3 separate regions of the Homo sapiens genome follow, and all the other regions are linked to region 3. The links are chromatin loops, found by intact Hi-C in ENCODE. Cell type or tissue: K562. All regions are shown on one strand. Region 1 has its middle 61 kb from the start of TRIM2. Region 2 overlaps MND1 (meiotic nuclear divisions 1). Region 3 holds the start of MND1 (meiotic nuclear divisions 1).

What was found. A loop is a pair of places that touch in the nucleus more often than their neighbours do. Peaks named below come from ENCODE experiments on the same cell type or tissue, not always from the same donor. Only the 100,000 strongest peaks of a DNase experiment are listed, where the experiment ranks them.
Region 1: it touches region 3 in a loop (7-fold over the local background); 14 of 110 quality-filtered maps call a loop at or near these places.
Region 2: it touches region 3 in a loop (3.0-fold over the local background); 9 of 110 quality-filtered maps call a loop at or near these places.

The regions. Positions count from the first base shown.
Region 1 is chr4:153,141,896-153,144,395 of GRCh38, reverse strand. No RefSeq gene overlaps it. Among named protein-coding and RNA genes, the nearest start is that of TRIM2, 61 kb to the left of the region's middle. In K562, a CTCF peak has its summit at 1,258 (motif pointing left); a DNase peak (open chromatin) is centred at 1,275.
Region 2 is chr4:153,408,527-153,411,026 of GRCh38, reverse strand. It overlaps MND1 (meiotic nuclear divisions 1), which reads right to left. Exons shown (of 8, transcript NM_032117.4): 7 at 2,012-2,056. Among named protein-coding and RNA genes, the nearest start is that of TMEM131L, 57 kb to the left of the region's middle. In K562, no CTCF peak of the experiment used is centred here; DNase peaks (open chromatin) are centred at 606, 946 and 1,406.
Region 3 is chr4:153,343,083-153,345,582 of GRCh38, reverse strand. MND1 (meiotic nuclear divisions 1) reads right to left here and starts at 895. Exons shown (of 8, transcript NM_032117.4): 1 at 843-895. The coding sequence starts at 845. RefSeq lists an enhancer at 1-46 and silencers at 527-686, 817-1,126. In K562, CTCF peaks have their summits at 1,002 (motif pointing left) and 1,548; DNase peaks (open chromatin) are centred at 122, 422 and 962; H3K4me3 peaks cover 1,430 bases.

The DNA of each region.
Region 1 (2,500 bases), 200 kb after region 3:
CAGGCCACCATTGTACCCATACCTGGCACATACTGGGCCTTTAAGAAATATTTGTTGAATAAATGCATAACCCCTCCCCCAGAGCAAATCTGAACACTGGAAAATCTGATTATACATCTTTCCTCCAGCTGATCTCTGATTACCTTCGATTTCATTACTAAAATCTTTTCTGAGCCACAAATGAAAGTGGGAGAGTTAGAAATCTTTCATTTAACCCCATTATGTTATAGAAACCACTTATCCTGGCTGCATTTATCTGGGCTGCATGCCCAGTGTGCACTCAAGAGTGTCACCATATGGGCTGAGATGGAGGACATTCAGCAGCCAAGGGCTGCGTCTGTGGGCTGCTGTGTCTGACCTCGCTGATCTCCTTCCATTTCCAGTCTTCTTTTGTTACCACAGACTAAGCATCCTATTTCACCTCAAGGCTTAAATCCAAGGTTTTCCTTTTAATGCATACATAATTCGTCTAAGCATTAAAACATAGTATTAGTCAGAGGGCAATGTGATTGGAATCAGGTGAGAAATCAATGGAAGCCAAAGAATGCAGAGGCCTTTGGGCTGGAGCCAACAGCCCCTTCGGAGAGGACTGAGGCCAGGAAGGCACCAGACGTTTCTCTGTTTAGGGAATGAATTACATCATCCATTCATTTGACCTTGGTCTTCAGTTACTTATCTATAAATGCCACACCCTCCTCCTTTCCAGGTCAGAACCAAGGTGCAAAAATGCCAAATGCCAAAATCCTTCCTGGTTATTGTGATCGATCAACAGGAAAAAAACAAAACAAAAAATAACAACAACAAAACACACACACAAGAATCAGGCATTTCTCTTGTCTTTGTATAGAAATCTGTAAGCACAAATTGTATAAATTTGGTGGCTTCTCTTAAAATGTAATGTAGTACACATTGGCTATTTGATACCCTGCATCTATATTCTCTCCTGGATACAAGAACACAGATTTCAAGAGTGAATTTGGCTTGAGTGGGACTGAACCCTCCCCAAGTGCCTGGAGTGGTTTCTGGCTGGCTTAAACCAATGGGCACACCCACCATGGCCCCAAGCCAAATGGACTGGTTTGGAGACTGGCACTACCAAATCAGAGGCAACAAGCCAGGAGGACATTTGCCGGGGCTTTTGGGAAGAATAAACCTATTTTATAGTAGCTCTGAAAAAGAGACCACCCTTTTTACCCGAATGGTGAATTTTGGAGCAGCTACAGCCTTTTTCCAGTAATCGAGATCCTGGAGCAGCCTCTGGGGCCACCTTGTGGAATCTGTGGATAAAGCCAACACCATATAAAGCAGATTGAGGACAGAAGGCAGGCTGTTGGTGACATTTTTTGAGCTGCTGGATCAAATGTCACCTGAAATTATTACCTTTAGAGTTTTAGTTACCATTAAGTCAATAAACTACCTTTCTCTTATAGGCCAGCCTGGTTTCAATTTCCTTTTGTATTTTGTGCAAATCACTTTCATTTGTAATTTTTTTAAAAAATTTTTATTTATTTATTTATTTATTTATTTATTTTATTTATTTATTTTTTGAGACAAGGTCTTCCTCTGTTGCCCAGGCTAGAGTGCAGTGGCGCCATCTCAGCTCACTGCAACCTCCGCATCCCAGGTTCAAGCAATTCTCGTGCCTCAGTCACTGAGTAGTGGGGATTACAGGTGTGTGTCAACACACCCGGCTAATTTTTGTGTTTTTAGTAGAGACGGGGTTTCGCCATGTTGCCCAGGCTGGTCTTGAACTCCTGAACTCAAGTGATCTGCCTGCCTCGGCCTCCCAAAGTGCTGGGATTACAGGCGTGAGCCACCATGGCTGGCCAAGTCTGTTCTTAACCAGTTCTCCATACTCTTCTCAAGTCAAACCTGTCTACCACAGTTGAAATCATTCCAGTATTTCATCCAAACAACAGTCATTCATTACTACCTTACCCTAATCCAACCGGAGATCATGAAAGCTCTTTTCTGTAAATGAACCACCCTCCACCTGCCCTGAAATTCCTGCCACTCTTTGTCTCTCAGGGCTGACACAGAGGAGGAGAGAACTCCTTGCAGAAGTGGGAAAGTTGTGGGTTTGGAGATTCACACTTTGCTTTCCCACCCATCAGTTAAAATCTTGGGCACCCTCAGTCGGAAATCTCCCTTTCGCAGACCAAAGCAGGCAGCTCCTTTGGAGAAGCCTAGAGCCCTTCCACCTCCTCTTCATTTCTGTGGCTGCCTGGCAGCTGCTGGCTGCACACCTGTGCACAGGGCTCCATTGTTTTCCCTGTGCACTTGTCTCATGCTTTCTCTTAAAATGTTGCCCCTTCTCATTCTTGAAGCACAAAAGCACATAGCATGGGTCTAATATATTGTCAACAATTTTTTTTTTGAAATAGAAAGAAAGAGGCTGGGCATGGTGGTTCATGCCTGTAATCCCGGCACTTTGGGAGGCCAAGGCGGGTGGATCACCTGAGGTCAGGATTCCGAGACTAGCCTGGCCAACATGGCAAAA
Region 2 (2,500 bases), 65 kb before region 3:
AATTCTAGCTACATTTTTAAGGACTTTTTTATTTTCTTGAGACAGTGTCTCACTCTTGCTCAGGCTGGAGTGCAGTGGCACCATCTCAGCTCACTGCAACCTCCGCCTCCTGGGTTCAAGCAATTCTCCTACCTCAGCCTCCTGAGTAGCTGGTATTACAGGTGTGCGCCACCATGCCTGGCTAATTTTTGTATTTTTAGTAGAGACAGTGTTTCATCATGTTGGCCAGGCTGGTCTTGAACTCCTGACCTCAAGTGATCCTCCTGCCTCGGCCTCCCAAAGTGCTGGGATTACGGGCATGAGCCACCACGCCCGGCCAGGACTTTTTTAAGTAAAAATAAAGCAAACTTTCTTTCTATATGATAATTTTAATATGAATATTAAAACAAACTTTAAAAGCTATATGATAAGTAAGACTGCAATTTCATTAAAAAACAAACTAAAGGCCAATTATATTGATTTTACCAATCTACCTAATTCTAAAATAGACTAGGAAAAAAATAATTCTTATTACTGTTTTCTTTTTGTTTGTTGTGAAGGTGGCGGTTTTCTGAGGTGTGATGCTTTCTCTCTTATCTCTGTCTTTGCATAACACATGTTTAAGCTGGAAGGAGTAAGTTGTAACTTTAAATGGAAATATGGTTCTTAACAGCTGTTTCTGCTGTTCTAAAAATATCTTTCTTCCTCATGGTTTTAAAAGTCCCAGGTTCTTCTGCAGCTAATAGGATAGGAAAAAAAAAAAGCCATTCCAAATGTTTTTCCAATTATAATTTTGGAAGTTTATGATCAATTGGAAAACATGAACTTTTTTAAGAGAAGAAAAGGAAAAGGGGAGTATTTATCTACGTGTCCAACATGGTGCTGAAGGGCTTACAAACTGTCTTATTTAATCCTCCCAAAATGGGAGGTAGGTATTATTTATCCACATTGAACAGATGAGGAAGTAGGCTGAGAGAGGGTCAAGAGGTCACACAGCAAGTAAGGAGAATAGCTTGGATTCTCTTCAAAGCCACGTTCCTCCCACTACACACACATGCTGCCTGTGCCTACTGTGTGCTGAGCCTCTTTGTTGAAAATACTGGGGGAAATCACCTTGGATTCGTATCTTATTTTTAACCTAAAAATCCACATTTATTTATACTTTGTGGGACACTTACTTCATGTCAGTTTGCTGTTTCACCCTCTGTTCTTATCACTAAAGCATTACCTTACTTAAGAAATAACTTTGTAATAAATAAAACTGCAATTTCAGAAAAAAAAAATCCGAAAGGCCAATTATATTGATTTTACCAGTCTATTTAATTCTAAAATAGAGTAGGAAAAAAAATTATTATATTTTTTGTGTGAAACAGAGGCCTGGACAGGGAGTCAGAGAAACCTGGCTCCAGCATCTGTTCTTGCAGTGACTAATCGCCTTTGACTAAACATAGTCATTTTAAGTCCAGCCAGAAAAGTTGGATTATAATTCCTGTTCTGCTGTCTGACACATGTGTGGCCTTGGACTCCTGAGGGTCTTAGTTTTGTCTCCTAAATTAGGGATAATAATCATATCTACCTCAAGATTATCATGGAGATAAAATGAGAATGAACCACAGACATTACAGTAACTGGCAAATAGTCCTCAACAAACCTTAGCTATTATTATTATTATTATTAGCAAGATGATAAATCTTTAAGATTTCATTATCTTAAAAGTGTATCTTACATTAATGTATATGAAAGTTAAGTGATTAGCCCAGGTGACTTATCTTGGGAAAAGTTGCACAAAAGTTAAACTGGAAGCAATCATTAGTTTTACAAAAATATCTTATGCTTTACAAAATGACTCATAAGATTATAAAAAAAACCTTAAATAACTGAAATGATTTAATATGTAAACATTTGAGTAATGCATACATTTTTCATTAACGTCCTTTCTTGAACAAAGCTAGCACAAGGTATCTGAATTTCACGTCGCAGTAAGTGTGAAGGGAATTTAGCTATAGTTTATCAGCATTATTATAGTACATACCAGTCCATCTGTTAGCAGCTTCTTTGGCTACTTTATTTGCTTGGCCTGAAAAAAAATTATATATATAAAATGAAATGTATTTATATATATATATATATATATACACACAAAATGATCTTTAGCTATGTATACATTTGTATTTTTTCATATGAACAAAATTTTTATAAAATTTATGTATAAAATGGCTATGAAAAAAGCTGAAATAGTGACATAATATTGTATTTTACAAACTCTTGCAAATTCCCAAGGAAATTTAGGGAGTTGCAGTAGTATTAGTAATTAATGGAAAGTCAAAGTGAACAATTTCCCTTTCCTAAGTGTCCATCATCATTGTACTTGCTCCTTTAAAGACAACATGTAAGTTTAAATGAGATGTTTTTCAAACAACTCACCATACCAAAATACAACAAAATAAGTTAAATTTAACGATAAGAATTTTACTATATAGGCATTATAAGACCACAATAAGTGTGACTCTAAAAAAAATTT
Region 3 (2,500 bases):
ACGGCATGAAACTTTGAAGGTTTATGAAAATGATTTGATGAGCAGAAAGACGTTAAGCTCACAAAGCCGATCTTACCAGGACTTAACTGATCATGACCCACGAGGAAGCCTAATTCAGTGCAGAGCGTCCTTAAAAAAGCAACAGCGCCCTACACAACCAGCAGCACCCGGCACAAGAGCAGCGACTCCTGCCCTTTGGCAGAAACCGGGGCGTTTTCACAGAAATCGACTAATTGGCACACAGTGAAGATCCATTAGGTAACTCGAAACTGAGCAGTTCTGGAATGTGCTCTACATATTACAATACAGAAAACCACTCAATGGTGACAAACCAGGAGTGCGCTTTGGGATCAAGACGTTCGCTCCCCGCAGTCCCTCCCGCCCACTTGCGCTTTCTCTCCCCGTTCTTAATGGGGGGGGCTACACCACGCGGGGCCGAAGCTGGAGGCGTAGGGAGCCCAGGTTCTCAAGGGCCCCGTGGTCTTTTAGATAAATCCAGGTTGGTGAAGTTCTCGGGTCACGTTCGCGAACGCTTCCCGCGTTCTAACCTAACCCGCCCGAACGGGCCCTGGGGACAGACGCGGGGTGCAGCCGGCGGGGAGGCCGCGGATGCCCCCGCGCCTCGGGACTCCGGACAGGAGCGGCGGGGAACGCCGCAGAGTGCGGAGTGGCTGCGGCGGGGCCGGGCTGGGCCCCTACACGGTGAGGCCGAGAGCCGGGCGACCGCTCCCGCGGCCCGGAATGGCGGTCAACGCCAGGCCGGGATCCACATGCAGCCGAGGGGCGGCGAAGCCCACACACTAGGGAGGAAGAAGACGCGGGACCGTAGCCTCAGTCCTTACCATGGCGCGGGCGCAGGGGCTTCCGCTGGCCGGGCCCGCGCTTGGGGAGAGGGGCGGGACAGGCCAGGACGCGTTTGATTTTGGCGCCGACTACGCCGCGGGGGCGGAGCAGCGAGACGGTGGAGGTGGGGGAAAGAGGCCGGTCCTCGCCCGCGCGGCGCGCAGCGACCCCTAGCGACCCATCCGAGCCGCCGGCGGGGGAAGGGGCGCGGGCCTGGGGCCGGGGCTGTGGGGAGCGTGTCCGCGTCTCAGTGGACGGGTTGCAGAGCTGCCTCCGTCTCCTCGGTATTCTGTGAATGTGACCTTTTTTTTTTTTAAGGACATCTTGCCTTTGCTTTTACTGCGTTTTCTTGGCGCCGCAGAAATATGGCCTAAGTTTGGATGTAAAAAATAGAGGCGTTTAGGCTGTTGAGGAAGGAAACGCTGCCTCCATCCTTCCGGACTTGTCCTGTCTGGGGCGGACTGGATTCCTTTCTCGTCTTCTAATCTGACCCCTCATCTTCTCCCGAGCCGCTACCCACTGCTTTCCAGCTTTTCAAATCCTGTGTATGTCTGTTTGTTTTTCCCTTAGGTTTTAAAAAAGAAGGAAACAACGGAATGAATTTCAAATCAACATGGTCAAAAATACGCTACTTCATGGCTTGAGAATAGATCCAGATTCATAGCAAAAGCTCAGGCCCCTGAAAGTGCTGAAAAATTTTAACTCAGAATTCAATTATTTTGAAAATTATTCTATGGTGTTTTGAACCATTTTTAGGTGTAAGAAGTACGGTTGGGCGCTGTGGCTCACACCTGTAATCCCAGCAATTTGGGAGGCCGAGGCGGGCAAATCACTTGAGGTAGGGAGTTTGAGACCAGCCTGGCCAACATGGTGAAATCCCATCTCTAATAAAAATACAAAAATTAGCCAGGCGTGGTGGCGGACGCCTGTACAATCCCAGCTACTCGGGAGGCTGAGGCAGGAGAATCGCTTGGACCCAGGAGGCAGAGGTTGCAGTGAGCCAAGACCCCGCCACTGCACTCCAGCCTGGGCGACAGAGTGAGACTCTGTAACACACACACACGCACGCACACACACACACACACACACACACAGTGTAGTAAGTCTTGTAGATGCTATAAGAGTAGCATCTAAAGTTGGAATTTATGTCCCCTGTTGCTTCTGCTGGAGGCAGAGGAAGGGGTACATTGAATTGCAGAGTTCCATTAATTTGGTTTTTCCTGTAAGAGTTATACCATGTAACTGATGGTACATAAGGTAATTTTAAAATGATAAATGAGTACATTAAGTAACTACAGTAGTGGTATATACATTTGTGCTACTTGGGGAAAGCCTTGTCTTAATTGGCTCTCAGGCTTGTTGCAGGTGAGTGGTGACTATCTGAGGCCAGTGGCGCTGTGGCAGAAAAATTTACCAAGGCAGTTGTAAGTAAAGAAAGGCAGAATCATTAGAGAAAGCATGAAAATACGTTGCAAGGGAGCAATGGGCAGAATCAGCAGAAAAGGAGCTGACTGCAAGGAAACAAAGGCTTGCTGGGGATTTTATAGAATAGTGCTTATGCTGTATACGGAAGAGGGCTTTGTGCAGTACTGATGTTACAGTCCCAAGTTTTCCTCCGCCCCTGCCTCTAAAGCGACACAGTGCAAAAGCCTGCCCT